2 separate regions of the Mus musculus genome follow, and region 2 is linked to region 1. Evidence: chromatin loops called from intact Hi-C (ENCODE). Cell type or tissue: heart. All regions are shown on one strand. Links, peaks and the distances in the headings refer to the core of each region. The heading gives the core; the rest is flanking DNA. Region 1 overlaps Sec24d (Sec24 related gene family, member D (S. cerevisiae)). Region 2 overlaps Synpo2 (synaptopodin 2).

What was found. Peaks named below come from ENCODE experiments on the same cell type or tissue, not always from the same donor. Only the 100,000 strongest peaks of a DNase experiment are listed, where the experiment ranks them.
Region 2: it touches region 1 in a loop (8-fold over the local background); 32 of 42 quality-filtered maps call a loop at or near these places.

What each region holds. Positions count from the first base shown.
Region 1 is chr3:123,343,597-123,359,209 of GRCm38, reverse strand. Sec24d (Sec24 related gene family, member D (S. cerevisiae)) reads right to left here. Exons shown (of 23, transcript NM_027135.2): 13 at 15,293-15,386; 14 at 9,185-9,301; 15 at 8,340-8,510; 16 at 5,724-5,820; 17 at 5,489-5,634; 18 at 4,125-4,263; 19 at 3,369-3,487; 20 at 194-373. Among named protein-coding and RNA genes, the nearest start is that of Mettl14, 35 kb to the left of the region's middle. In heart, for the core only: a CTCF peak has its summit at 5,835 (motif pointing right); a DNase peak (open chromatin) is centred at 4,639; H3K27ac peaks cover 1,317 bases.
Region 2 is chr3:123,162,095-123,177,707 of GRCm38, reverse strand. All of the region lies in intron 1 of Synpo2 (synaptopodin 2), which reads left to right. Among named protein-coding and RNA genes, the nearest start is that of Synpo2, 66 kb to the left of the region's middle. In heart, for the core only: a CTCF peak has its summit at 8,747 (motif pointing left); a DNase peak (open chromatin) is centred at 8,687.

The DNA of each region.
Region 1 (15,613 bases), core at 4,304-6,803:
ACCACCTTGAGAGTAATGCAGAAGGGAAAGCGACCTGAACAAGCCAGTGAAGCAGGACTCCTTACACCTTCCACTGCCACGCTGAGCACATGAGCATGCTGCATGCCAGAGAGCTTCTGCTACGGGCCTAGGCTGCACAGTGCTGACTCCAACACACGCTTCCCTCCCAGACATCTCCAGGGCCCATGCTTACGATTGGCAGGAGCAGTGGATAGAAGAAGAGCTGGGAGTCAGCCACGCCCATGGTCATGACCAGCTGCCGCTGGTAAGCCCGCTCATCAGGGGAGATCTCCGATCTGCTGAGCAGCACACAGTTTTTCAACAAACTGTTCATGTACACAGGCAGCACCTTCATGGAATCTGGCAGTATAAGCTGAAAGAGAAAACACTTGTTTCATGACTGTTTCCTATTTTTACCTTTCTCTCTCTTTGTATACCTGTGTGTGTGTGTGTGTGTGTGTGTGTGTGTGTGTGTGTGTGTGTGTGGTGTGTGTGTTATCAGAATCCTCCAATCCTCAATGACAAGAAAAGCTACCCTCAGGACCCTGACAGGATGCATTCCACATCTTATACCCCGTACACCTTCATATCAGAAGTCTCTTCTCATATTCTGCTGAGTAAGAAGTATAACAGTATCAGAAAATTGTTGCTGATTTAGGCAAGCACATTCCACAATGTTTCACCTCAACATCTGATCTCACTTCAAGGCACCAGAGTGAGTAAACAGAAGATGCAGGAACTGGGACACGGTCATGTTCCAGAGCCAGCGGCCCCAGTGCCATTTCTAAGCAACTTATAACACAGTATGAAGAATACATTCTCTTGGCTTCACAGACAGAAGTGCATATTCACCCTCCCAACATCCTGGAATTTTACTCACTGCCTCAAGTTAACCAGGAATATTCAGGTTATTTATATATCCATCATTTTAAGTGCCACAGCGGGGTGAGCTTGGCACTTATGAAGACAGCTCTACAGAGGCTGACAGAGAAGGCTGGGTTGTATGGACCAGAGGGAAGAAAGGAAGAGAAACAGGAAAGAAGGCTGATGGAGGAAAGCATCATTAGAGTGGAAGAAAGCAAGAAGGAAGTGTTACTAATGTCCCTGAGGTTAGAAGGAAAGTGTGTAGGCACAGATTGTTACTGTAAAATCTCCCCTGAGCATTCCTGACTCCTCCATAGTGAAATTACCCTGGAGAGCAAGCAAGGGTTAGGGGAGAGCCAAAATTCATCCAACCCTGATTTGACCAAGTTTGGAAAATGTTTTTGCGTTTTCTAACAACAAAGCAGTCATGAACAAAAACATTGGCAATTTTGTAGTTAAAGTCTCTGTCTTTTTTTTTTTTAAGAGGACTTCACTGGCATTTTAAATAAAAGATTTACTTTATCTCAAGTGTGCAAATGTTTTGCTCCAATGTATGTGTGTGCGGTACATGAATTCCTAGTGTTCTCAGAGGTCAGAAGAGACTACAGGATCCCTTGGAACTGGAGTCCCAGATGGTTGTGAGCCACCATGTGGCTGCTGGAGATCAAGCGCAGCACCAAGTGTTCTAAACTGCTGAGGCAGCTCTTCAGCCCCTCGTTTGCCTTGTGAGGAACATTTCACTCTCAAATATATGAGTGGCTTATTAGCACTCATAAAGTTAACGAGCCCACGGATGTAAACCAGAACAGTTACTGTAGCGTTCTCCTGATGCTTCTCACGGCGGAGCCCCTGAGTCTGAGTGGTTCCTCCTTAAATGTCATAGCCCAGTGGCTTCTCTTGCTTTGGTAACTGCAAAAGCAGTCCACACAGGTCCGTTACACAATCAAAGTATGTGTCTTGATGGTCTGGCCTGGATATGGAAAGTGTTCTACAGATGCAGTATTGAAGGCTTGGTCCTCAGGGTACCAGTGTATGGAGGTGGGTGTTGGAGAAGACTGGATTGCCAGGACCCTAGCTTCATTGGTGGTTGAAGGGTGCCATGAAAGGCTCAAATGGAAAAGGAAAAATCTCATTTTCAAAGAGCAGGAATCCGCTCTATTGACTTGTTCTGAGTAAAACAAGTGTCTCAATGGTTTGCTCTACATTTAAGCCATAAAAGCAGGTGATTGGGTGTAGATACAAGTCTTCTAGCTTTTAAACCAGAACGAGATGGTAAGTTTTACTTTTCTCCCTTAAACAAGCAAGATCGTTTTTTTTTTTTTTCATTTAAGGTCTTTAAAGGCAAGCCATTTTAATATTAGCAAATAAACTTTGAGAGAAGACACTAACTATACCTGCTCAGTGTCAACTGATTCTTCTGAAAGGAGAGCTACTCCAGAGGCAGAAGAGTGTCTTCCAGAAATCCAAGACAGGTAGTATGGATGGGTGCAAAGTGCTCATGACTCAACTCCATCCAAGATGGAGTCCATAAGCACCTGGTGGGATCACGTGACTCAAACAAGCACACTTCCCAATTCTGCCTGTCTGGCTTTGCTTTTCTTATCCCCTTAACCTTCCTTCCTTCCTTTTTTTTTTTTTTTGGAGACAGGTCTCATAGTGCTGAGGTAGGCCTCAGTAACCTGGACCCCTGATTCTGTTCCCTCCCCAGACATATAATCAAGAGAACTGACCAGCCATGCATAACTGTCAACACAGAAGTTAAAAGAACGGGTGAATAATCACTTCGGGTAGCCCAAAGGGGACTTCCCTGTAAAGTGTGGTCTAACAAATGTTTGCCCTCTTCTCTCAGCTGGTAAATTTAGATGGCCTGTATTCTCTTCCTGCTGACAGCTTCCTCAAATGTGGAGTAACTACTTTAACAAAGAATTGGGAAAAAAAATTTCCACTAGTTGCTCATAGAATTCGTTTTGAATCAAAATTAGTTAGCTCTTCAGGATCCAACAGTGAAAAGCAGCAGCTAACTTTCCTGACACGGGGAAGCGAGTGATGAGAGGAGATAAGCAAGGCAAATGGCTCAAGGTTTCCCTAAATGTTCAAATCACTTACAGGATGCCCAGAGACACTTGTTTCAAAGAAATTAATACTGTTTAAGCTGAGGCAGGAGGATTGCCACACATTCAAGGAGTGCCTGGTCTACACAGAGAGAGGCAGGGCAGTCAGGTCTATGTAACTTTTAAGTGAAAATAATTTCATCATTTATGCTATAACATATTTACTTTTGAAAGAGCCACTGTTATTAATACCATCAATTCATGGCAACCTTATTTATATGCCTCAAATATATTTAAGCATGCACATTTTACAACGAAATACCTAGGTCTATATACAAAAGGGAATCCGAGCATATTGTGACATTTCTCTGTTTATAAACAGTGTATTTGTGGCTGTCACTGCACGCGTGCTCTGCACACAATGACAGCTCAGGACAGCAGGGACCTCCTCACCTGGCTTGCTGCAGACGGACTCGCACAGTGCTTCCGGTAACACGCCAGCATATGGGCAGTCTGATTGACTAGAATTTCCCGGATGGCCTTCAAGGGCTGGTTCAAAACTGCTTTAAAAGCTAGAAGCACAAAACCGCAAACAGAAAAGACAGAAAGTTTTAGAAACTGATCTCTTTGAATAACAACAAAGAACCAGTTTCTGTTATCTTTGGACTACCAAACAAGGATAATGCTCTCTGCTGCTCCTCTTTTGAGTAGTGTGATCTAGGCAAAGAGGGACACTGGTCTAATTATGGCAAAGGGTGACAGCGACCCATATTTATCTTGAGACGACTAGAAATAGAATTCCATACACAGAAAAGACAGAGCAGTTTGTTATCTCCCCAAGTCCTGACTTCTGCAGGCTGGAATGCTCTCTTCCATACCTTAAGTATAGGCTTTCAGAAGGGCAAAGAAATCACCCATCCTGCTTCTTAGTCATCAGGGCCCAGATAATCAACAGTGGCGTAAGTCAGCAGTGCTAGAGAACACACTCACACTCTTACATTACACCTCAGACACCTCACTAGCAAGAAAACTTAGGCCAAATCTGTGTGGCCTGACCCCAGAGAGTCTGGTCTCCCTCATTATGGCTAGAGGAGATGGCCATTCTCCAACCTTCTATTTCACTGGTTCTTGTAGTATTTTCCAGCTTCTAACTAGCTACCCAATGAGTCTCAGCTGACTCACCGAGCTATGAGATTAGCAAGACGCTACCTGACTTGGCAAAGAAGTTGATAAGGGCATCAGTTTCACAGCTCTTGTACAGATCCGCTAGCTGGGTGCTGCAGTTTAAGGCGAGATTGTGAATCCGGAGTCTTCGCTGACCACTGATGGTCGTGTAGAGCACAGCACACTGCAGAAACAACATGGAGACCTGGGTATTACTGACCAGACCCAGCCAAGCTAATTTAATCCCGCTGAAGTGTATAGAATCATACGTACAGATCAATGATTTCTAAAAATTCCCAGTGTCTCTCTGTTACTTTTCAAGACTGAATGATACCTGGGGGAAGGCTAATTAATTCGCTGTAACATTTCAATGGTTTAAGCGATCAAGCCAGTCACATGTAAATATCTGTGCACATTTCACATTGACTTGCATTTCACAGATTTTACTACCATGGACCTACGTCCAGAAACAAAGTCGGCACGCATGCCTGGCTCTGCCCAAGATCACGTCCCATGAAAGAGCATAGCTATTTTTACGGTGCACTCAGGTCTGCTGGAACCCAGCCACTACCTAGGCGCCTGTGATTCAAAACCAAGCATTAGAACTCTGCTCATCCTGGGCCAATCTCTCCACCCTTCCAGTGTAAAGCTGATGTTTGAAAACTCAGATCTTTAAATCGATTTTTCTTATTTTATTTCTTTAACTGATATTTACTCAAAGCCAGTCCTAGCCCACTTGCTTATGACATAATGCTTAGCAGAATCCCAGAGGCTACACTGTGACCCCAATATGCTGACATTCTAAACCCCCAGCCCTGCACCTTAGACTAAGACTTCATTTGGAGGTAGGACCTTTTGTTTTCTTTTTTGAGATTTCTCCCTCCCTTTCACAACATCTCTCCCTTGCCTTTCCTCTCTCCAAATCCTCCTATTCACTCCTTCACTCTCTCCTTAAAACCCATGGCCTCTTATCTCACTACTTGTTATTACATGTACATATGCATGTGTGTGTGTGTGTGTGTTATATTCCCCAGTATAATACTATAACATATAATGTTACTTGTATGCATGTTTTCTGACTTGGCTGTCTGGCAGTGGACAGCCAATTGGTGTGCTCTTGCATAGGGAAGAACGTGGAGGTAGTACCTTTAAAAGGGCAAATTAACTAAAATGAACTAACTAGGGGAGGGTCACCTGACTACAAGAACCTTGGACACAGCCACGTCACAGAGGGCAGTTTGTTGCTGCCTGACCCTTCACCTTGGTGGCCAGGCCATTGACCGCTGTGCCACATAAGTAGCACCTATTTACTGACCTACGGGCAAGTCACGCGCGAGTACTCTAAGGACTCCTGCTTGGGAGAAAGAGTTCTGTTAGGAAGAGAGGTGCACGCTTGGCGGCTTAGTCACCTGGATCAGGGCCCCGACATCTTCACTGAGCTTGTCATCGTGCTTGAACTCCACTGTCACGGCTTTATCGCAGTCGATGGCCGCCATTTCCACATCTGTGGTGTTGTTCATGAATATTCCACCAAAGAAATCAGTGGCCCTGAAACCTACAGCAGAGGGACAAAGGAAGATTTGCCTCTTCTTCTACGACACAGTAACTGTGCAGAAGACGTGAAATGGTGTGTGTGAGGATTACCTGTGCTGGTCCGAACCCTCATGATAGCATCGAAGCCTATTTTCTTCTCAATATCATTCCGGAGGTCGGTCAGAAACCTTTGGCTATCTGAATGTATCTACAAGACAAAGTGTGATCAGTGGCCACCAGGTGGCAGTAAAAGACTCCAAATAATGCTACTTTTAACTCATTTTTTTTTATCACTTTTTATATTTTGATTTAGCATACTTACAGGGATATCTTATGTACATATATGACCTTATGAAAGTACATAATCTTTGGCAGTGTGACTCTTAAGTTTTAATAAATAAAGCCCTTACCTATTTATTCACTTCATAACCTTTGGATGGGAAGATTATTCATTTATTTTGCAAATGAAGCAATAGCATAAGCGAGTCACTCAAGGGTCTAGTGTTAGACACAGGGAACAATGCGTGGTTTAACATATTCAGTGAAGCTGCAGAAAGACGCCGTAAAGGTGGTGGTGTAGGTGAGGGGGGTGTCTTTTATTTGACCATATTCATAGTCTGAAGCTCAGAGTTCATACAGAGTCTAGAGAATAAAACACTTCCCTTGGACTTCTTGACTCCTCTTTTAAAGCATATTTACGAAAGCTGCTCACTGCCCACACCTAAGCAATACTAATGGAGTCCTGGATCATGTGCTACTGAGCTGAGATTCACCTAAAACATGACTTTGCTGACAAGCAGCAGCCAATGATGTGCCTCTGACCTGGTCAGATAGACTTTTATAAGATTCTCAACACTTCTGCTTGACAGGCACAGAGAGGTGCGCGCGCGCACATGCACACACACACACAGATACACACAGATACACACAGACTCTTGTTCTCAATCCCCCAAACAAAGAGAAGAGGAAAGGAAACAGGCATCACAGACAGTACTCATAAAAGATACTTCAGGTACACACCAGATGCCTGCCTGTGTTGTTCACACCCGGCAATATTACTTAATGGAAGATGCTATTACAATTTTTACTTTTAAAGCTAATACGCAAATGCTAAGATATGGTTCAGTCTACAACAAAGCACATAAAAGCTCATATCCAAAATAACACTAACACTGATTATAAAATCTTATATTCCTTATTGCCAGAGGTCTCTCCTATTAGACTATGACAGCACGTCTTTTTTAATAGCACGATGAAATCAATAGTATGCTTTGGTATATTGACAAACAAGTAAAGGGCTTATATCCAAAGTTATATAGAACTAGCACACTACTGAAACATAAGGGGATGAAATCAATAGCGGTGACATCAGTGCCCTTGCCAACACTGCCCTGGACCGCTCTGCACCTAACTCATTCAGGGACGATAGCTTCACCCATGTGGGACTCCAGAGCTACCCCAGCCAGGACTTTAAGGTTTCTGATCAAGTGTATATTCCTCACCGGAGAATGAGCTGAGACACTTGCACTGTGCCTCAAATACTCAGAATTCTGCCCAGACGAATGTTGGATTTTTTCATTATGACCTTATATTCAAGTGTATCTGTAGACATATATTTATCTAGAAGTCTTCAAAGGGTTCTTAAAGCTTTTTGAAAAAATGTATTTCATTCTCAATCTTTGGTCTTACTTCAATCTTAGTTAACTTCTAATACAAATATACAACTGGCTGTTGCTTTATCACTCATAAGCAAAAACAGGCTGAGCATTTGTCATGGTAGGGAAACACCCCTCTATGATCAGTTGCCCTGTGACCTGGTCGGGCCCCTCCTCAGGAGAAGGCAATGCCCATTCTCTGTGTCTAAATTTAGTAAGACGTCAAGGCACAACTGTCCACAGGAAAAGCTTGTGACTGTGCCTATCCTAAACTGGGGTGTGTGCCTTTGCCAAATTCAGGGGAGGCATATTAGTCCAATGTGGAAGAGTAGAGGGTATAATCAGCTGAACCTGCCTGAGATTTCATCAAATGAAAACAAACATGCAGTTATGTTTTCAAATATTATCTTAGGTATCTCTAATATAAAGTAGACTTTCCCCTACAGCAAGTACACGACTTGGCTAATGTGAGCTCAATGTGTGCCTAAAATCAGTGGGAAGCCAATCAACCCCATGTGGTTTTACATTGCTTGAATTTACTTTTGCTAGTTGTCCACAATAGGACACAACTTTCTTACCCCATGATCTAAGCATCAAACTTAAACTGGGTTGGGGAGATGGCTCAGCCCTTAAAAACACTTCTGTGGAAGCCTATGGACTTGAGCTTGGTCCTGAGACTCATGTAAACAGGAGACAGACACACAACAACAATTGGGTGTGGTAGCTCAAAGCAGTAATCCACAAACTCCTAGGGTAAGACAGGAGGCACAGACAGAAGCCACCAGAAAGCTTGCCAGGCAAGCCAGCCTAGGTCAGTGCCCAGTGCCCGAGTAATAGAAACAACAAGATTCGACCCCAGCTAGATGCAGGAGAGAACTGACTCCTGAAAGTCCTGCCTTGCCCATCTGAAGCAACACATGTGTGCACACATATACTCAAGCCCCACCACACAAACACACACACACGGGGCTGGGTGAGAGACAGCACCAGAGAAAGACAGGGAGAAAGACAGAGACAGACTCAAGACTCAAACCGGAAAGGAACTGAGAGGGACAGGCGGCTTGCCGCTTACCTGGAAAACGTTGTATTTGTAAAGAGTTCCTCCCGTGAGCAGAGGAACCAGACCCAAGGAAGCCACATCCACAAACTGACTGGGGAAGAGGAACAGAGTCACTGAGCAGCTGTTGGCCACACAGTCTTTGGCCAGAGATTCGTAGACAGCTGTTTGGGGCTGGAAAAGTATCTAAAGAAAACGATGAAAGAAAATAAAAAGAAAAGCCAACAATGTATTAAAAACCATTTAATACAATATTTTTTCTATTAAAATTTAAGTTTCTATTAATTTTTTTAATTAGGAATTTTAAATGAGAAAAATATGGAATTTTTTCCCTCTGCATAGGTAGACTGGGCAAATGAAATAAAACAGTTGCTTGCCTTCAGGTTATTTGATACTCCAGTAGCCTTACTGGAGCTGTCCCTACCCCTGTTGTCAATCTACTGTCCTGCATGCAGCTCTATAGGTTGGATGGTGTTGTGTGACAGAGGTGTGTGCATTCAGTCAGAAGCATCTTCCGTCAGAGGCTGTTCATGGCGGCCGTCCTGTCTCAGGTTGGAGCAAAGGCTTCTTTCAGCACTGGGTGCCTTTGCTTCATGACGAGTGTCTCGTCCTCTGGTGAGTGAGGTCACAGGGCACCTGTCTTCCCTCTCCACTTCATACAACCCCCACCTCCATTTCCCTAACAGTCTCATAGATCACACATGGAAGATGTCATTTGATCATCTATAGGTATGTCAGATATCAGCTGCTTTAGCAACATGAAATCCTTCAGTGTTTTACCGTTGAAAATACTCATGAAGGGGGAGACCCCTTCTAGCATAGCTTCAGCAATACCTCCAAGGCTAGCTGTCCCCACGTACCTTCTCTTTGTCTGTGTTCACCAGCTTTTTGTCGTCTCTGTTCTTGAGCTTCCCCGGTGCTTCGGCAGTAGGCAAAGAGGAATGGAAGATGAAGAGCTTCCCCGGGCACTCTGCTGCCTGCAGAAGCACACACAACGCTGTGGGTTAAGATTCTGTTCGAAGAGCATCATAAACATGTGAAAAATGGCACCTCGTTCCAGTCAGCAAGGTAACAACGGAAACAGAGAAACAAAGTACTGTTGGGGAAGAGGACAAAGGGGACCTCTAGTACGTTGTTAGGAGGAATACAGATCAGCCAGTCAGTGTGGAGAAGAGTGTGTGTGGAGCTCCTCCAGGAACTGAAGCGGAACCACCATGCAGGGATGAGTGTTCTGAGTAACGCTGCCTGGAGACCGCTTTTACAAACCGGACTTCACCCAACCCGTAACCAAGCTAATAACGAGCTTGAAGGTCACTTATGACCACATAGTCAACCTGCTTACAGAATTAAGTGACCTTTGATGAAAACAGTGCAACCAATCTGATGAACTCCCTGACATACGTGCTCTGTTTCTCCTTGGTGACCCATGCATGCCATAGACTTGGACAACATATGTGTGGGTAAGATGTGGTGACCTCACCTACTGCCTTTCACTGGAAGCAGAGAGATACTGAAATCAACAAATAGAGTTATAGAAAACAACAACATGGGAACAGAGACCAATAACATAGGATTGTGGCTTTGTGTGCTATTCTGGGTCAGTTCCTCTCTTGTAAGACTCCTATAAAGACCGATTAAGTTCCTCTGTCCCTTTTGTTACCGTATTTGCTGTGTTGTTCAGCATGTAGAGAACGGTCTTTGTTCAAAGAGACCTGATGAGGCCAGGATTCTTCAAATCCAATCAGGCTCACTCTTGAGTAAACAGGGCCAAGGGTTAGTTTCTTTTCTTAACTGTGACACTGTCTCGCCTTATAACAAAGATATAATACTTCTGGATATACAGACAAAGTCCCCCTAAGGCCACCACAGCGATACCTATCAGTCTAGGTGTTCATCAGTAGGTGACAAAGGACATGGAATACACACACAATGGGATTTACTCTGCCATAAAGCAGAATAATGAAATCACTTGCAGGGCAATGGACTAAAGTGGAGATTATCATACTGAGTTAAATATGGCAGACTCAGAAGGACAACACGTTTCCTCTCACCTTTGGCTCCTGTGTTTTATATACACACATGTGCATATGACCTGCTAGCAGAACAGATACCAGAGAAGGGAAAGAAACTAAGGTGAGAGAGGGAAGAGGGGATGCTGGGAAAATTCCACCCGTTCAGGACTGTGTGCAGTGAGTATACACCAGGCAAGCATTGCCAACTGCCTACTGCTTTTTAGTCTGTTTAAAATGTTCTTCAGCGCTAAAACCACCACGAAAGCAACAGCTGGCATTTGTACCCAAACTGTCACCACCATCTTTTTCCTCAAATGTAAATGACCTTCCCCTTCTGTTTCTGCTTTCGAGACAGTGTCTGTCTTTTACTGTAAAAACGAACGAGAAAAATCTCATCAGACGGAGACTTCCTGTGTTAATTGGATCAAACTAAAAATATTTCTCACACTCACACGGAGCTCTCAAAAATATAAAGTAAGATATTTCTTGTCTGAGCCACCCGATTTTCCTAAAGAACTCACTGAGTTTCTTGTACTCATGGTGTCTAATCACAGAACTCCTACATTTGTACCGTAGGTGTTAAGATCACAGGTTCTAGTTCCTACAGGCTAGGGTTAGAATCTTAGCTAGGAATCTTAGCCACTGTGTTAGCTTAGTGGCTTTAGGAAAACCACTTAGCTTCTCTGTGCTTCATTCATACCGTTCGTGAGTTAGTAGACATAGTCATAGAAAACAAGAGTTGGAAGACTTTGATGGCTCAGTTAATCATAATAGGCATACTTGATTGTCCTACTCAGGGCCCATTAAAAAAAAAGTCAGCACTGTAAAAATATAAAGTGCCTGGGGCTATGGAGATGACTCAAAAGATAAGGTACTTGCTATTCAAATTTGAGGACCTTAGCCCAGATCCCCAACCCCCATTAAAAAATAAAACTTGTAGGTACGGTGGAGGCAGGTACGGTGGAGGCAGGTACGGTGGAGGCAGGTACGGTGGAGGCCTATAATTCCAGTATTCAACTGGGAGAAAGAGAAGAACAGCCAGAATTGGCAAGGTTCCAGCTCAGGACAGACCCGACCTTAAGGGAAAAAAAGAACAATCTAGGAGGATTCCTGAGGTCAACTTCCGGTGTAGACACACACACACACTCACCAAAAACACACCACTACACTACACACATACTCACACATATGCACACACACACTTAAATGCACACCTGCACATATGTACCCATACACACGCTCACATTTGTATACATATCCCACAATACATACACAGGCAAAAAAAAAAACCTTACAGAAATACAACACACACACATATGTAAAGACATATACCGTAGCTGTATTTACTAGTTCTTATTCAGTTGTTTCATTTTGAAGCTACACTTTCACTGACTACAGACTTAGAAAGTATTTTATATCTGGCAAAGGGTTTTACACCCCTACAAAGTTTGATGTCTCTGCCAAAATTTGATTGTGCTTACAAGAGGGACTCATCCGAAATGAGATGAATGGCATTAATCCTTCCGATTTCAGTAGAAATCGATTATGAGGGGCAGGTCTCAAGAACTCTGTGCAAAGTTCACCTCCAATATAATAAGCAGTCTTCCTTCTGAGAGACCAACATTAGTATTATTAGCTAATGTCAGCCAGCTGCCTCCTTCACGGTCTCCCCACTCCCCATTCATGACACTGTCTCCCACCCTCTTGTAAGCTACAAGCTTCTGTAAATGAAAGACTTCCTGAAGACAAGATAGTTCCATTTCCCACGTTGGGCCCCTGTCTTTCCCTCATTAAGTGTTCCATATTGTCTGTGATTGGAGTGTCGAGATAGAGCTTAAAATTGAATTTTGGTATTAATTGTGGATTATCTAAAGGTGGATTTAACTCCTTTACTCAGACTATGATAGTTTCCAGAAATAATCATTGACACCCATGTATCTACAACTTTTTGCCCAACTCGTTTTAAAAAGTTTACTTATTTTTATTCTATGTTTGAGTGTTTTGCTTACATCATATGCGTGCAGCACCCATGGAGGCCAGAAGAGGGCATAGGATCCCCTGGAGTTACAGGTGGTTGTGACCCACCATGGAAGTGCTGGGAACTGAACCTGTGTCCTCACAAGAGTAACAAGTGTTCTTAAGCACTCAAGCATCTCTCCAGCACACCTCCGGCCCAACTGACAGTAAAGGAGTCAGCTGGTTGGTTAATACTACTAATGTTGGTCTCCCAGAAAATTGATTTATGCATGTGTCAGAGACTGAAGGAAATAATAGGGTTCATGGGAGGGGGGAAGGCTGGGCTTAGAAAATGCTATGCACATAGCACAACAGAAAAACATAAAGCCTTTAGTTGAGTATTTCAAGGATAATTGAGAATACATACAGGACTTTCCACACAGTTGCTGTTTATCTTTGTGACAAATTTACCTGTGTGGGTTTTTTTTTTTTTTTTTTGCTAATTTTTATCTGTTCTATTTGATTTATGAAGTTTATTATATTCATATATATTCTATATATGTGTGAATTACATATACCTCATATATAATAAGTATAGAATATATATTTGTGGTATATAATAATTAATAATTGTATATGTATATATGCGTATAAAATGTTTACTTGGTATCTATCTATCTGAATGAGAGGAAACGTGTACATCAGATGGGGCCCAGCTCTGAGATGCCTTCACTTAGATGCAGTAAAGCCGGTTTCCATTCTGATGCTTCTTCGGTTTCCACTCCCTGCCCATCACGGATGGGATCTCATCTCTGCCCTCTGTGATACACAATATCCTGACCTGCTGACCATACCATAGTCCTGACCTTTCCCAAGTTACCCTTGGCTTCCCCACTCCCTGCTTTTACTACCAGAAGAACTGTGTCTTCTATTACAGAATGAAGTCTCCCGTGCCACCCTTCATGAAACGTAGGCGCAGGACAGGGGCCTCTAAACCATCCTGGAAACCACAAGCACTTAATGATTTATTTTATTGGTTGAGAAGGATGAATGAGTGAGTGAAAGCCTCTTCAACACCAGTTTCTCCTTTGCACATCCTCAAACGTGTTAGCTTTTGTCCCAGGAGTAACGGCTACAGGTGAGAATTTTAGAGGCTTCTTATGAAAATTATACTAATTTAAGTCTGATTTTCAGCTCCTTAAGACCTGACTTTGAATTCATGAAGTAAGGTGAACTGCTATGTTTAGATACTAAGTGTTTTCTCATTTAAAACGTCAGCATTTCTATATTGGCTAGTTGTATGTCAACTTGATACAAGCTAGAGTTATCTGGAAGGAGGGCACTTTAAGAAGAATCTTCCATAAGACCCAGCTGTAGGATATTTTCTTAAGTGACTGATGGGAGAGGGTCCAGTCTATTGTAGGTGGGGCCATCCCAGGTCTGGTAGTTCTAGGTTCTATGAGAAAGCAGACTGAGCAAGCCATGATGACCAAGCCACTCAGCAGCACCCTCCATGGCCTCTGCCTGAGCTCAGGCCTCCAGGTTCCTGCCCTGTTTGAGTTCCTGTCCTGACTTCCTTTGATGATGAGCAGTGATATGGAAGAGTAAGCCGAATAAACCCTCTCCTCCCCAAGTTGCTTTGGTCACAGTGTTTCATCACAGGAATGATAACACTGAGGCAGTTCTCATATACCTCAGTATTAATATAATATTAATATACATTAACATAACAATAAACATGAATAAAACAATGTAAGTAATGTACATGATACACAGACACATGAACTACAGTGAACCAGACTCGTGAATGGATAGCAGAGAACACTTTATGCTATAGTTATTATGTTATAGTAAGCAACGCACAAGCAACTTCAATATTATTATTGTTATGGACATTATATTTTAGGCAAATAGTAGCTTTTTGTCATTCACCTCAGACATGAGCACATACATAAAATGCGGCTTCCAGTCTTATTTAAAGTAGTAGAATGATGCTCAGAGTGCTTTATGAATTGAGATGTGTGGAGAGATTTACTTATGGCCTTCTCCTCACTGGAGGAGAGACTGTCACTGACAACAAAACACACATCTTCAAAGTGGATGAAAATCCACATAGGTCTGCATGGTTGTGTGATGTGGAATACCACAATCCCCAAAGCTTGCAGTGGGACGGGTTCTAATTGCAAGCCATGTGAGATGTGGAATATACTGTGAGTTTTCCATTAAATCTCCAACCAGTCTGACAGTTGGAAAACAGCAAGTGCCCCTGGTGCCACACCTGAACACTCAGAAATCAGAAACCGAGACAAGAATCAGGCTCTAGGGTCCTACTATACAATTAGATGCAACATTCACGTGAGACCCATTCACCAGCCTAGACCACCACTGTCCCTGTTTGCTTGGATTGTTCCTGTCACTCATTCCATCTTAAAAGTTGGTGTGGACTTAATTTTAACAACAGAGTTTTAAAACTGACTTCGGGCATGAGCTGTCAAGGCCAACACTGCCATCTTCGGTCCTATGAAGACAAAATGTCGTTTGAGCTCAGCCTTCCCAATGGGCAAAGGACAACTTCTCCCATTACTTAACACCAGTCAATAAGGCCATGTGCATCAGTCACTTCCCTGACACAAACTGTCCCCAGGCCTTGCCTTTGTGAGTTCGAAAACCCCAAGGAGAGGACACTATGGGAATTTTCCTCCTCATATCGTACAGTTCCGATTTGACTGAACCAACTTTAAAAACAGACCATAAAAAGTTCATCTAAAAGCCAAAGGGAGGGGCTGAGCTGAAATCCAGACAACATCGGCTGTTCTGATGCTGACAGTGCCTGGGTCTAAACACAGAGAGTGCTTGTGGCTTGGGTTCCCTTCCTCCTAAAAACTGGGAAGGTTTAGAAACCCTAACAACCTATGGCTTTGATGAAAGCTCTACTGCATAGACGAAACCTCCTCTTTAAGTCTCACTGTTACAAACGTTATCAAGTAGGTCACTGCTCACCTTCAGGGCCTCCATGCCGGCCTGGATGACCGGGGCAAAGACTGTCTCGTTTTCATTAGAGTCAGCAAACATCTCAGGAATCTGGTCCAATAAACTGAGGAAAACACGGGGAAAGGGTTTTAGTGCTCAGCAAGCCTGTCATAAATGTCAGAAAATAAATCACTGATGTTTCAAGCCTCAACACATACAGGATTTACTTGATAAACAGCATGTGTGGGTAACTGCTACCCACAGGGAATGGGCAAGCTGATAAAGACACTCCTTAGGGAAGGATATTTTAGCATTGTCTGCCACCAAAACCTACTCTTTGAATAGGACACT
Region 2 (15,613 bases), core at 7,641-10,140, 180 kb after region 1:
TCCCAGATAGTAGGAGGAGAAAATCAACTTACAAAAGTTACACTCCACCCACACCCACACACATGCACACACACACACACACACACACACACACACACAAAATGAAGGAAAAGAAGGGAAGGAAGGAAGGAAGGAAGGAAGGAAGGAAGGAAGGAAGGGAGGGAGGGAGGGAGGGAGGGAGGGAGGGAAGGAGGGAAGGAGGGAGGGAGGGAGGGAGGGAAGAAGGGAGGGAAGAAGGGAGGGAGGGAGGGTGGGTATGTGCTTTAAATGTTTTGCATTTTGCTGTAGAACTCAGTTACATGTTGGGACCAAGCTCTTGGACTGATCAGTTGTGTCTTTGAATTGGTCGGTTGGGTTGTGTCCATGAAATCCCATCTAACAACTTTTTGAAACAAATACTCTCCTTCATCTCTTTGTTTTGTCCTAAAGAGTATTTTGTTGGTGTTTGGAGTTTTTCAGTTACATAGATACTTGTCATTGATAGGAGTAACGCATCTTTAAGTATACCGAGGAGTGTCTGGTGATAAGCTTCTGTCATCTCTGTATGACTCTTTGATAGCCAGATGGGGTGAATGGTTTATATCAGACATAATGTATATTTGAGGAGAAAGGCCGCAGGCAGCGTTGTGTTGCCTTTTATGGGCAGTGAGACACTTAACGTGGTGCCGCCTTCCCCTTACCTCCGTGAGGATGATGGGACAAAGTGCCTTGTTTCCGTGTCTGGAATCTGGTACAGAATTATTTTGTAAACATGCTTGTGTCAGCAGCCTGAGCCTCGTTGAAAGCAGCATTTTCTGTTTCGGTGCAGAAGAGTGGATGGCTTTTAGCTCCAGCCCTCTTCTATCTGATTAAAGCCACCTGAGGGAAGTTTCCTGCCACACACTCTGATCTGTATTCTGCGGTCTTCAGGCCCTCCTCTCCCATAAGAGCAGGACCTAAATTACATTAATAAAGCCCCACTCAGAGCAATCATCATACTCTGTAAATTTTCCTCCTCGCTAAAAGGCAATTTTGATCCACGTGGGACATAAAAACATGATGAAAACAACTTAAGGCACTTGATTAGTTTAATTTTGGAGTGTGGGATGTGTTTCTAGTCTTGACAGGAAGTGCTTTTATAGCATTCTGTGTGTGTATGCATGTGTGTGTGTGCGTGTATGTGTGTGTGCATGCACGTGTGTGTGTGTGTGTGTGTGTGTGTGTGTGTGTGTGCATGCACGTGTGTGTGGTATGTGTGTGTGTGTGTGTGTGTGTGTGTGTGCGTGTGATTTTAAAGGCGAGTGTAACTCGGGAATTACAATAGCAAGTGGTCTTTCATCATCACTATTGTCTAATTGACCTTTGTGGTTCAATGCCTTGATAGTTTAATGTTTTTGATTAATGCTTGATTTTAAAATAAATGTATAATTTTAATTGCTTATAATGACTATACAGGAAGTTTCTTTAGCTCGGTAACTCTGTAAAGAAGAGGGGGAAGGCCTCTAGAGTTTGTGTAAAGAAGAGGTTTCATACGTGTGGTTTTGGATGGTCTCAAGTCAGGACTCTGATGGTGGTTAATAAGACCAGAGCTTTAAAACTTGCAGGTTACACCCACAAGATCCAAGCTGTTTATATCTTGGCTCATGAAAACAGAAGGAAGAACCAATTAGCCAGGTGTGTGTAGAAAACCTGCAGTCGACATTCTTAATGAAGAAGAGCATCTGGGAAGGACGGTGCTGGGACCTGTACCCACCACAGCTTGGGAATGTAGCAGAATCACCAGGCTGGGCTTGCTTGCTGAGATGCAGGCTGCTGCCCCTGTGCTTCTAACTCGAGTGCAGGAGGAGGATAATTTACTGTCCCAACAAGTCCTGACACAATGCTGATGCTGCCTGCCCAAGGACTAACATATACCCCAAGAGCCACCATTGTGCCCATAGCTGCTCCTGCATAGAGCAAAGTACAGAGAGAAAGCCCTGTACAGAGACTTCAACCCGGGAACGGCCCTCTCCTGGACCTCTAGCCCCAAAGTGATTGTTCTTCTCCAAATACTATGTTCCTAGGATCATAGTCTTGACCTGCTTTCTCTTTGGGTGCCACAACTATTTTCTTTACCATACCTATGTCTTGTGTGTATGAGAAATCCACCTAAATATATGTGATGTCGCCCAACTGGCACATGCCAGTCTGCAGGCAGAGAACAAATGCCATTTCAAGTTACTAAGCTAACTGGCAGAGGCTAGAAGCACCAGGGAGACACTTGCATTGCTCCTGTCTGCTTGGGACTGAAGGGACTTTATGTGACACAGCAGTGAGTTTGAAGCAAGCGAACCAGGGTCTCACCTCAGACAAACTGTGTAAAACTGCTGTGGACTCTGATATTGAGCTCTCCAGCTCTGACGAGTACTCAGAACTTTGACCTTGATAACCCCATAAACATATTGGCGATAAGGGTGTGGCGCTCACCCATCTCCGTGAAAATTTGGTTCTTGGAGGTAAAAAAAAAAAAAAAAAAAAAAAAAAAAAACCCTGGCGATTACGGTAGTTTGTGAGTTTCTGAATTTGTATAGTTTATCTGTAGCATTAGGGTTTCATTGTGTGTGTTGGGGGTAAAGGGGTAGAGGATATTTGAAAATAGCTCCAAAGATTCTCCAGAAAATAATAATGAATAAAAGGATAAGACTGTTGTTAATTTCCAAGTACACTGGGAATCTAATTCCGTTCCCTTGCAGGTATTGCAGGTATTGAGAGCAGCATCTTCGGAGTCTACTGCAGTAGATGAAAACCTGTGATCTGTTTTTTGAGTTGTTCCTACCACTCTGCTGCTTCCTCCAGAGTTCATCACCATTATATTCTTCTTTGGTTCTGGCCTCAAGTTTGTTTATCCCATTTTACAATGAAAATTCCTGTCTTGATGAGGCTAACAAAATGTTCGCTTGAAGCTGTTAAAGAGATCAAGCGGTTTTCCACTTCTTTGCAACTTCTTTCAAGCCAGAAACTCATCAGATACATTTAACCAAGTTTGGAAGAAACAATTCCGTTCTCAACAGTACTGCTTTTGTAAAGAATTTTAGTGGGTTATAAGCCCATTAATTTGTAATAAAATATCTTAAGAAGTCTTGAGGTATATAGCTCAAAGCTAAAGGACTTGCTTAGCCTGTGGGAAACCCCGGACTGTCATAGCCTGCACCGCAAAGGAAACAGAAACGAAACCAAACAAAAACCAGTTTAGAGCATAACACCCACGCAAACAAGCAAGTATATTTAAAGATCAACGGCCGCATAGTATCTTTTGCTACTTGCGAAAGGATAGGTTTGCTTTAAAATATATCTGGGGTTTTGTTTTGCTGTGGTATGAGGAGGTCAACAGATTAGGAGGCAGCTGCCACTGGCAAGATGGTTCCTTTCTCAGGTTTCCTCAAGGAGGGGCACACGAGACCACACAGGACCCACCAGGAAGCCCAGGCCTGTCAAGGGACGAGGGGGAAGGAATGCGCAGGGGCTTTGTAGTAGGAAGGAGTGGGCAGAGCAGATGAGCTGCTGCCCAGTAGGTTTCAGACTGGATCATATGAGTACTTCTGACCCTCAGGGTATCCAGCGGCCCCAGGCTATCCAGTAGGCACAGGGATGTGGAAGCAAAGGCATATTGCCTCTTGGAGATTAAGAGCCAGATAGGGGACAGTGAAGCAATACGCTCGCTCAGGGTTGGCTCTGTGTCTGTTTCTTTTCTTGTCACGGTGACTAAATATCTGACAGCAACAATTGAGCGAAGGCAAGAGTGACATTGTTCCCGTTTCTAAGGCCTCGGTTTATGGTTGCTTGTTCTTGTGCTGTTGAACTGAACGTTCTGGCAGTGGGAGAGGATCGGGGTGGAGGAGTTCGTCCACTTCCTGGCAAGTGAAAAGCAGTGTGTAACCTCTAGAGGCACTCCCCCATCCATTTGTGTCTTCTAGGTAGGCCCTACCCAGATCCGCAAGGTCCCACCACATCCTGAGGGAGCAACTTCAATTGGCGGCTGGCTGCCGTGAATTTAGCCGAGTCTGCCATAGCTTAGGCGAGGCACGCGCTCTGAGGTCTACACTTTGCTGTGGCCAAGGATTAGCTAAGCTTGGGAAGGCAGTCACAGTGAGGTCCCGGGCACAAGAAAACCAGAATACAGAAAATAAAGCAGAGTATAGTGGTACACTCCTACCGTGCCCAGAGAAGCGGAGGCAGGAGGAGCGTCGCAAGTTTGAGGCCAGCCTGGGCTACACACCATGAGCCTCCATCAAAAACCCCACAAACCTCTTCCCCAAATGAACAAACAAATAAGTAATACACACCAGGCGTGGTGGTACAGACCGGTAATTCCAGCCACCGGGTAGAAAAGCTTGAGGAAATGAAGGTCCCCCTCAGTTATATGAGTTCAAGTTAGCCGGGCTACAAGAACCCCGTTTAGCCACTGCAGTTATGGCTACCCGAGTCAAATCAAGGCAACTGTACCAGTCATCATCACGACAGGCAGGACTAGTTGGACTCAGGGACTGTTACAACAAAAAGAGGACGAGTATCAACTGGAGAGGGAGTGGGGGAAAGGAACTGTGGGGTTTCTGAGAGCAGGGAAGAAGGAAGAAGGGGGTGTCCTGAGGGGTTAGCACGGAGGGGTTCATGCACTCAAAATGCATGGTTTACATGTAAGGAATTGTCAAGGAATAAATAAAAGATATTCCAAACAACAAAAAAGGAAGTCTGAGCAGCTGGGGCTGGAGAGATGGCTAAGCAGTTAAGAGCACTGACTGCTCTTCCAGAGGTCCTGAGTTCAATTCCCAGCAACCACATGGTAGCTCACAACCATCTGTAATGGGATCTGACACCCTCTTCTGGTGTGTCTGAAGACAGCTACAGTGTACTCATATAAATAAAATAAATAAATCTTAAAAACAATTAAAAAGAAAAGAAATTGCCCTATTTTTTTTAAAAAAAAGGAAGTCTGTTTCATAAAACAGCCAATTAATTAACTAGTTAACTAAGAAGGACAGGTATTTAGCTCACTGTGTAGTCCCAGTAATATAAGTTCAGTCTCCTGACCTCACATTAAATGCAAAACAAAACAAAACAACTGGATGCTGGGGCACACATCTGTAATCGCAGCACCTCTACGGTGGAATGAGAGGCAGTGATGAGAGAATCCATCAGAAGCTCGTAGGTCAGCCAGCTTGGAGTCCACAGTGCAGTAGCAAAATCAAGACAGACTGTGCCTCAGTAAAGTGGAAGGTGAGAAAACACTCCTAAAAGCTGCCTTAGGACTGCACACATGCGCACATGCACATCATGGGTCCCCAGGAGGATCCTGGAGACTCTCTTCCACATAACAGTTCTTCCATATAACAGGTCTCCACAAACTCAGGCACTTCCTCCCTGGGGAAAGTCACGTGACCTTCCAATGCACAACTCTGCTTAGGTGCTTCTGATAGCCAAAAGGCCCTTGAGACTCAGTGCAGAGAAAACTGGCTAGATTCCATCACCACCCGAGCTCATGTGTGAGCCTTGGGTCTCAGATCTGGGCTTGAATCTCGGCTCCATTTACCAGAATTGTAACTTTATTTTCTTAAACTGAAAAGACGCAAGTAATGTTTCTCTATTGAAGGTGGTTGTTAAACACTCTGCCTGTGTAACACACTAAGCACACAGTAACTATTCAGTTATCTCAAGGAGTGGAATGGATGCCGGTTATCCTTGTTGATCATGAGGCTGTAGCCCATGACAGAGCTCAACCCTGATTCCTTTTTTATTTTATAAAATGTTTCACGGCCTTCAAGCTCCTTCACAGCCCATTGGTTGTCACGTCCTCCCTCAAACCTGTCGGTGACTGAGCGTGTGTGGTGACTTCTAATTTACAGTTGCATGGAGAGGGTCTCAGAAGGAGCAAAGACAGGTTCCCATCTCCAAGTGAGCAGGTCACAGTGGCTGAACTGGAACCCGAGACTGCTCGGTCTTGTCAAAGCCTGATGGGAGAAGCCAAGAATGTGTTATAATGTGTACTGCCAAAACACCCTGAACTTCTGCAGAGAGAAGGAAGCAGCAGTGAGCTAACTCTGGACTCACACAAAGGGGTGCTTGTTGGACACGCAGAGATTGGCAATTTGCATATTATTTCTTGGCCTCAGCGATTCCCAATGCCTCTGTTTTAACTTTTTTTCAGGGCTCTGTGCTCTTGGTCTTCTTGAATGATGGGCATGGTTTCCATCCTGTTCATGTCTTTAAAACTATGTGACTGTTGCCTTCCCATTAGTCCATCTACTGATTGTCCACACCACAATATGGCTTTGGTATGATCCCTGTATTCTGTGCAGATTGGTGGAGGAGTTTGGCTTGGGGAAAGTGCAAGTGAAATTTAATATTTCAGACACTGTAAGGGCCACAGATATAGCTCATCGGCAGTGTGCTTATTAGCGTCTGTGAGCTTGGATACCCAGTATCTTAGAAATAGTCTGAAAGCAAATATTTTGAGATAAGTTGTATTAGTTTAAATCGTTCAAGTGTAAGTATAAAATATACTTACCTTTCGATTTGTGAACAAGATAAGTTAATTGGAAAATCCATTACTGAAAAAAAAAATGTCATGTCTGCTTGGGAGGTTTAAAGACCTACCTAGTCACAGGGAGTTTTCTTCGTCCTGTAGACTGTAGCAGGTTGGTAGATGTGAGGGAGGGAAAGGGAGGTGGGAAGGCCAAACGTACACGTCTGCAATTTCTGAGTCCATCCAGTTAGTAAATGTGATAGGGATCGGAATTACTCTGTCCATAACTCATCCACACTTGTGTAAACAGAGAAATGCAGAAACTTCTCTGAGCTCTCCCTGCAGCCTCCAACCATCTTAGAACACCATGTGTTGGTCATCGTGTCCCATCTAGAAGTCAGACTACTGACTTAGGAGAAGAAAACCTGGAAGTTCCTCTTAGTCACTGTCCTGTTGCTGGGAAGAGAGGGTGAGCAAGGCAACTCAGAACATTGTGGCAGGAAGCATCCTGGCCCACACACAGAGGGAGTGTGTGTGTGTGTGCACGTATATGTATTTGTGTATGTGTATGTATTTGTGTGTGTATATTTGTGTTTGTGGTTATGTGTATATGTATTTGTGTATGTGTATTCATGTGTATATTGTGTTTGTATGTATGTTTGTATGTGTGTGTATTTGTGTACATGTGTGTTTGTGTGTGTATGTATTTGTGTGTGTATATTTGTGTTTGTATGTGTGTATATATTTGTATATGTGTGTTCATAGTATGTTTGTGTTTGTATGTATATTTGTATATGTGTGTGTATATTTGTGTATATGTGTGTTTGTGTGTATATGTGTGTGTTTGTATATGTGTGTGTATTTGTGTGTGTTTTTATATATATGTGTGTGTGTGTGTGTGCGCGTGCTCACATGCATGTATGCATGGAGGCCAGAAGCCAGTCGATCCTGGTGGTCTTCCTTGATTGCCACCTTCTTTTCTAAGACAGGGTCTCTTACAGACCCTGAAGCTCTCCAGTCCATCTACAGTGGCTCTCCAACCAGCTTTAGGGATGCACTGTCTCCAGTCTCCTACATATCTTTAAGGGCAAATCTCCCCATGCCTGCCTGGTCATTAGAATGATCTGACTGCTCTGCAGTGCAGGGGAATGGGTGTTGCCGCTGTTCTGAGGTCATGCATTCAAGCTTATGTTTATTTAAAATATGTTTCCAAAGTACTAGCTTTTACATTATCAAATGATATATTTCTACTCAAACATTTCTAGATATGTGTTTCAGTTTATCTTTAAGCGAAGCCTCCATAAGACTGGGCTTCAGGCAAGCCTGTAGGACATTTTCTTAATTAGTGGTTGATGAAGAAAGGCCCAGCCCATTGTGGGTAGGGATAGCCTTGGTCCTGGGTTCTATAAGAAAGCAGGATGAACAAGCCAGCAAGCAGCTCAGCCCCCTCAATGGCCTCTACATCAGCTTCTGCCTACCAGTTCCTGCCCTGCTTGAGTTTCTGTCCTGACTTCCATTGATGATGAACAGTGATGTAGAAACCTGAGCCAAGTAAACCTTTTCTCCCAGGTTGCTTTGGCCCTAGTGTTTCATTTCAGCAGCAGCAGCCGTAACTATGACAACAGGTTCAGATGAACATTGGTCCCTGCCTCACCCCACCCCCTCCCCGAAGGGTGGGTTAACTGCACCAAGACCAAGTTTCTGTTTCTCTGTCAGGGAGGACTGATACCCTCCACCCCTTTCACTTCACCGACAAATCTCGAACCCCAAATATAACTTTGGAAGTTCTTTGTAAGCTCCAGAAAAAATTGCTAAATAGGTTTCAAATGTTGGCCCCTTTGTAGACTCAAGAAAGAGGCAGAAGAAGAGCGATGGCTGCTATTATGTTAAAAAACTTGGCACAAAATGAAACAAGTTATTTTTTTCCCTTGCTGTTTCCATGTGTTCACCTAGAGAAAAAAAAATGTGTGAATGATTAGACAGAAATGTTTCGCTAACCCCAAGGCAGGTACAGGGCAGGGCAACAGGCCTTTTAAGATCATCAGACATATCAGTTTAAAGAATATTTGGTACAGTCAGCAGCAACTCCGGTTTAAAAGAAATTCAGTAAATACAAAAGAAACATGAATGCCAGGCCCTTTCTCTGGTCACCTTCGAGCCCTGCCCAGCTATGCTTTCTCAGCTTCTCCCCTGTGCCCAGTTTCTCTCTGCTGGAGTCTCCCGCACTGTTGCTGGCTCTTTTACCTCGAGGAGACACACTGCCCCCTAGTGGTTTGAATGGAGACCCACAGATTTAATTTCAAGAGTCTTGAGTGCTGATTGGGAAAAGACATCTTTGCAGGTTTGATGAAGTAATTCAAGATGAAGAGCCTCTGCATTGTTCAAGTGGATCATAAGATCGAGTGACAAGTTGTCCTTGGAAGATACTGGGAGTTCGATCAACACAGGAGGAAGAGGAGTGTGACCAGAGAGGTTGAGTGCAAAGAGACGTGTCAGTAAGACTGCAAGTGAAAAATCGCACGCAGTCCCCAGGAGCTAAAGGAAGCAAGGAATGGCTTTCCTCCCCCAAATCCTTAGAAGGAGCACGGTCCCACTAACACCTGGATCTAGAGTTTCTTCTAGAACCCTCATATATTTTGCCTAATTCTGCCAAATAGATACATTGCTAGCTTATATCTCCAATCTCGCTCCTTCAGAGGCCATGCTCGCACACGGAACCCTCTACCGCACCTCTCTCCTGGGCTGACTCATCGATCTTGGTTTAGCCGAGAGAATTCTTGATCTTCACCTGCCACACGTGTTAATCCCCTTCCAAGTCTTCATCATGAATAAAAGATGCTACCATTTCCACCCGACTTCATGGCGTCAGGGAGAAACCTGAGCGCCACACCTAATTCTTTTCGTTGGTTCCATCCTCTTCTTAATTTCTAGATGAACCTTCTTGGGTACCACATTAGTTCATCACTACTACCACAGGCTTCTAAGATGGCCTCTGGTTCTGCTGCCTCCCTACCCCTTTCTCCACAGAAGATGTCTTTGGAAATTTCCTAGAATATCACTCTGTGTTATCACCAAGTCTAACACTTTCCAATAGTACCTCAAACCAATAGTTACTTCCATATTGCTTATGTTTTACTGTAATGGTGGTTACCAGTTGGCTCTCTCTCTCTCTCTCTCTCTCTCTCTCTCTCTCTCTCTCTCTCTCTCTCTCACACACACACACACACACACACACACACACACACACACAAAGGAGTGTTGATACAAATATGATCTCTTCGAAGAGGTACCACCCAACTGCCTCTATCTCTGATTTCTGGTTGCTCTATCACCTTCTATATGGTTCCTAGTTGATATGTCATCTTATAGGTCATTGGCTTCAACTTAGCTACTGCTCTCAAATTGCCTTCATCTGCAGTGATACCAGACCCAGGGTCAGTGTTCAATAAACACTTGTCTTTTAAATTCCAGATATACAGATATAAAACAATAGAGGATTACTACTCAGATGTTTGGTATCAAAAGTCATGTGATGTGGCTTTAAAGAAGCAATGTTTGTGCCCTTGTCTGATTCCACTCTCTGGCTCTTTGGGTGTGACCTCTGTCTGAGCATTAGCTCTGCTGAGAGGGTGAGTTGTTGTCTCTTTGGGGGTTTGTGCTCATGAGTACAAGTTCCTAAGGAGGTCAGAAGAAAGCATCAGACCCCTGGAGCTGGAGTTTACAGGTGATTGTGAGCCACCTGATATGGGTGTTGGGAATGAAATCTGGGTCTTCTGCAAGAGCGGTATGGATCTAAACCACTGAGGCATCAACCTAGCCCCTGGGAAACAGTTTTTAAAAAGAAAAGCCACAGGTTTACCCTGAAGAATATATTGATAGGAGTAAGAAAATAAAGAGGAATCATTTAAAACACACACACACATAAAGTGATTAGAAAAGAAAACATGATGTAGCCAAGTGTGAAGTCCCACTTACTGACAGAGAGAACACTGCCACTCGGTCACAAAAGTGCTAATGGATCTCGGATACGCTGTGCTCTTGTGTTAAGGTCAATGCTCTTGTCACTCATTCGGGAACAACTGGACATTTCTGGCAATGCAAAAATTAATTTAGCTATAAACATAAAATAATAAAGTAAACAAGGGCAGGAGGGATAACTGGGATAATATAATGAAAATATCCCTGTCATACTTTCTAAAAACGTTTAATTCTGCTACGAAATGTTTGGAATTGTGGAGGGTTCCAGAATAACCCTTCTGTCCCTCTTTCTCCAGCATTGCTTTGATTTCCTAGAAAACTCTGACCTTTGTGTGTGTGTGTGTGTGTGTGTGTGTGTGTGTGTGTGTGCTACAAAGTATTAGTTGTAGAAGTCTTTTTTGTTTCAGTTCATCCTGTCCTTGAGTGGCTGAGAAATCGGAACCAGAGGGTGAATGGCAACATTAGGAACTGGCAAAAGCTTCCATCTGTCCCAAGCTGCTCCAGCACTGTGCCCATGTTTGGGTTTCTCGAGCAAATCCACAGTAGTTTGGCAAGTCCCACCTCTGGAAGGTGACACGCACCCTTCTCCTCACTACCCATTAGCCACGATTCTGGCCTGGGAGCCTGGAAGCCTGCCACAACGTCTAGAATTGGAGAGTAAGTTGAGACCTTAGTGACATCATGAGGGAGACTATGGCTAAAGAACTACAGTGTGCCCAGGTTAGCAAGCTTCATTGGAAGGCTATATTTCATCTCATGATATGCAGATATATAAGGCAGGCAGGGGCCATTTTTGAAAGGAGAAAAGAAAGTGAAAAAAATATAAGTACATTCAAGTTAGAAGTGGGTTATTACTTTTTCAAGATAGAAGTGGGTTTTTGATTCTAAAGAGGCCCCCTTTTGCAATTCCGTCAGTGGGAGAGTGAAGTATTAAAATCCCTCCCACCTGGGCAAGCACGCATGCTCATAGGTCATTCCAGTGAGTGTGCACAATGTCGGTTCTAGTCCTATCTAAGGGTTTATCATCTTGGGATTCTGAAGGCTGGAGCAAGAGGACCATGAGCCTGAGACCACCTTGAGCTACCTAGAGAATCCCTGTACAAACAAAAAGAAGGAAAGGGAAGAAAGGAAAATATGAGTTAAACAATGGATATATTTATACAAGCCACGAGAGAGAGTAAGCAACCTTTTATCCTGAAATGCAGAATACATCTGCAGCAGCAGTAATAGTTCCATACCAGATCTGTATGCATGTAGGCCTGGCCCAGTGTTTTGTGTTTCCATCTTTAATCTTTTCAAACACCAGTTCTTCCTTCTTCCTTCCATCCATTATGCGCAGAGGAAGGTGGCTATTGCTGGCTTTAGCGTAGCCCAGCCTCAAACTCCTGCAAATCCTCCGTCTCTCAGCCTCTCAGAGTGCCGGGATCGTGGGCACGTACCACTCTGCCCAACCTCAGCTGACATTTTTATTAGCATTTTAAATGGTATGAGTGGCATCCATAGTCCATAAAGCTTTCCTTGCCGGGATACAGTCTGCAGAGCCTCTGACCTAAGAACTTGAAATAAGCTTTTTGCGAGGCTTCCTAGGAAACCTCTCTTCCGCCATCCGGGCCCTGCCCCTAGGCGAAATCTGGGAGGCCAGAACTTCTCTGAGCTTGAAGTGTGAGGGCATTTACCTCATGTCTGGTCAGGTGATAAGATGGCTCTCCCTGAGGAGGGATGGCGCCTATGCTGATGTCTGCAGCATCGGCAGGGGAAAAGGCCCTCCCATCAGCCAGCCTGTCTACCAGGCTTCTGAGGACACCCAACCCAATGCCACCCGATATTGCAGGTGCTAAAAGGAAACATACAGGACAAGAGAAGGGCAGAAAACAATTAGATTAAGGGAAGATATTAGCTGAGGAAGGTTTTTAGTTTGACACATTAGGGCTCCACGCTTAACTCTCCTCTCCTAGTCTCCTTCCACTTTCTGTCTCCTTCTCTCCCCTGCTCCCTCCCCCACCCTTGCATCACCTTTTCTCCCCCCCCCACCCCCATTCTATTCTTCCTTCCTCTATCTAAAGCAGTTCTAATGGAAAAGGGTCTGTGGAAAAATCCACTCATGTATTCATTCAAAAACTAACTGTAACTAACACCGTAGAGAAACAAAATTGTTACAAACAAGAAAACCTGTACCTTCAAGGGAGTTTACAATCCAAAGTTTCTTGCCAAAGAAAGTTAACCTTTATGTAGAACATGTGTTGTTTTTCCCAGGTGCTAGCTGGGGCCTCCTGGCCTCCTGAGTTCTGGCTTTCCTCTTGGAGGCCAAGAAGGGCACCCAGGGTCCTGTCCTGGGTGTCACCAGCTCTAGCTTGGCTTTCCTGCTTTCTGGGGATCTTTTATCTCTTTTGTTCAAGATTTCCAGACTCTCCCACACTCTCTATCCCCAGTCCCCTTCATGTCTCATATGAAGCAGCCACGAAAACAAGGCTGATAATGTCTTGTAAACGCTTGAGCTGAAAGCTTTTGCATCACAGGAGAGCGCAGTGATAAGGCTGAGATGGCACAGTGCACATTTATGTTCTGGGTCCGTTTGAATTCACCGCTGCAGAGCCTTCTCGCTGGCAGCGTGTGAGCCTCTGCCAATCTTCTATCCTTTCCCACGCTGACAGCTCACGCCCGGTCCTGAATGGCCTTCCACTTTCTTCCAGGCTCCAACTTTTTGCTAGTCTTGCTTGCTAGTATATTCCTTACCATAAATCCTCCAAAGTCAAGTTCAAATGCATTTCCTTTTCACCTTAATCTAGCCTGGTGCTCAGCAAAGACGCCTTTCAGAGCTCAAGACCCAGTTTCTATTCCCCATGGAAGATGGTTGTGGTTTTAATAGTGGAGAGTAGGCAGACCTGGGGAAGCCAGACCCAGAAACTGCTTTTTGTGAAGTGGGGGTTTAGGGAGGATAAACTGCAGGGTAGAAGATAAGGCAGCTTGTTTGGTTTTGTGACCTTTGGGCTGCAGGGTGACAGAGAAGCCAGATTAACTATTTCTGTGACCTCCTGAGTCTCCAGAAGAGGGCTGGTTGCTTTATGGAATTCCAAGGGTCGCAGGGTCCTAAAAAATTATGGGCCATTTTTATGGCCCTGGTTTGGGAATGAGGGGTTTCTTTTGCATATAAGTAGTACTTAAGCAATATATATTACATAAGAATTATAGTGTGTATATTCTTACATAATATATAAGCATCATATATGTTATATAGGCATATGTAAGCAACCCAAAATATCTATGCAACCCAGAGCTAGTTGGACAGCTGAATGAGGGAAGCTCTGCCTCTACGAGTTCTCTTAGGAAGCCTGCAAGTTGATCAAGTGCTGTCCTGGTTTGTCCCCGTTGTGCATCCTATAAAAAACAAAAACAAAAAACAAACAAACAAAAAAAAAAAACAGTAAGTTGAATAGATCGATGCGGTTCTTGGCATTCTTGAAGCCAGTGGCAGAGTAGGTCCTTTCATACAAAGCTCGGAGTTATTTACAGAGAGAATGGTAGTATTTAAGGAATTGGTCTTTAAAAGAGGAGCATCTGGCCCCTTCTTAGCCAGTTACTGCGGCATAGTAATCACGCATCCTCACTTAGCATTGAGTGGTTTGCAGAGCTTAACCTGGTGACTTAATACACTCACATCACAAGTGGATATTGTGAAATATTGATATTTCATTTCAGAAAACAACAATGTAGGTGGTCCAGCTTCACTGTAGAGCCCTCTGATATCCCAGCTGATGTGGCTGGCTAATTCATTCCTCCTGTCCTCTGTATTGATCTCTGCTGTTTGCCCTGTGCTCTGGGAAGGACAGCCCTGAGGAATGATGTTCACTGCGCTTCCCTAAACCCTTGCAGCTGACTGAGTCTGCAGTCCCTGAGCCAGGCTTTTCCAGACCAGTGCCTCCCCTTCACTGTGTGAGGGCCTGGAGTCTGACCATGCTGGCTTTACACGTCCCACTCAATACCTTATGCTCAGGACCCAGTCCTTGTTCGGATTCCCTCACAAGCCCTTGGGTTGAGGTTTGGTGGCTTCTCTGGCCGACCAGACCATCTGAGGCTATTTGTAGAGCACCGTTGACTTCTGAGGAAAAGGGCTATAAAATACCATCTGATCTCAGCTGTCCAGGGAGGGTCTATGTTTTCCCTCATGGCTCTGGCACTTCTCTGGATAATTTCCTCAGCTATTAACCATGTCCTTAAGGCATCATAAAACATGTAGCATTTTATTTAAAGTTTATAATAGCAGAGCCTGTACAGCTGTTACCCCCTTTGAATTTAAACAACCCTTAAACTGCAATGCTAAAAACTACAGTCAACTTAAACCCTCAGTGTGTCTGTGTACCCGTAGCATCTTAGAAAGTGGAAATGCATTGTATGAAAAAGATAAGTGGCAAACCGATATCCCTCCCCTTCTAGTGGGAAAAAGGTAACAGTCAATGAATTAACTTGTAAATAAGATAGCACCATGTTCCCGGTGTTGGCTTTGGATCTTTGAGCATTCCCTTGTTTGGACTTGGAGGAATTCTCTGAGATTTCAGTCTGGGCTTGGAGGAAAAAAATCTCTCTGGGGTTTCAGCCTGGCTAAAAGAAGCTAGAACAAAGCAGGCCAGCTACAGAAAATGAAGCCAAGAGGTCCCATTGGGGGCCTAATGTGTGTTCTTTAAAGAAGAAAGAATTTGCTCCTGGGGTCAGGAGATTGTCAGGAAGCCCTTGAAGTTGCTAATGCTGATCAGACCTGCTGGGGGCCAGACAGATGAGCCAGTCCAGAGGCAAGGGCTCTGGCATTGCCGATCTCCCAGTCTCCTTTTCTCCCAGAGGTCACTGTCAAACCAGAAGCTCCTGACAGGGTTTGCAGTATACAGGGTTATATCAACACCTCTAACTCAGTGGGGAAAGGGAGGGGTGCATTCGCCAGGCTTTGCAAAGGTCTGAGTGTATTTTCAGTCCTTTTTAGTAAAATCCCTTCCTGGGGTATTCTAGGAAAGAAGGGAGCTAACTTTGTGAGGGTTTGCAAGCCTCATGGGGAGCAGGGTCCCCTACCTACTTTGGGGGACAGAGTGGAAGAGAAAATGGGATGACAGACCCACCCTTGTGGTGGTGTTTTGTTTCGGTGGTGTTAATGTTCTTCTTTGGTTTGCTTTT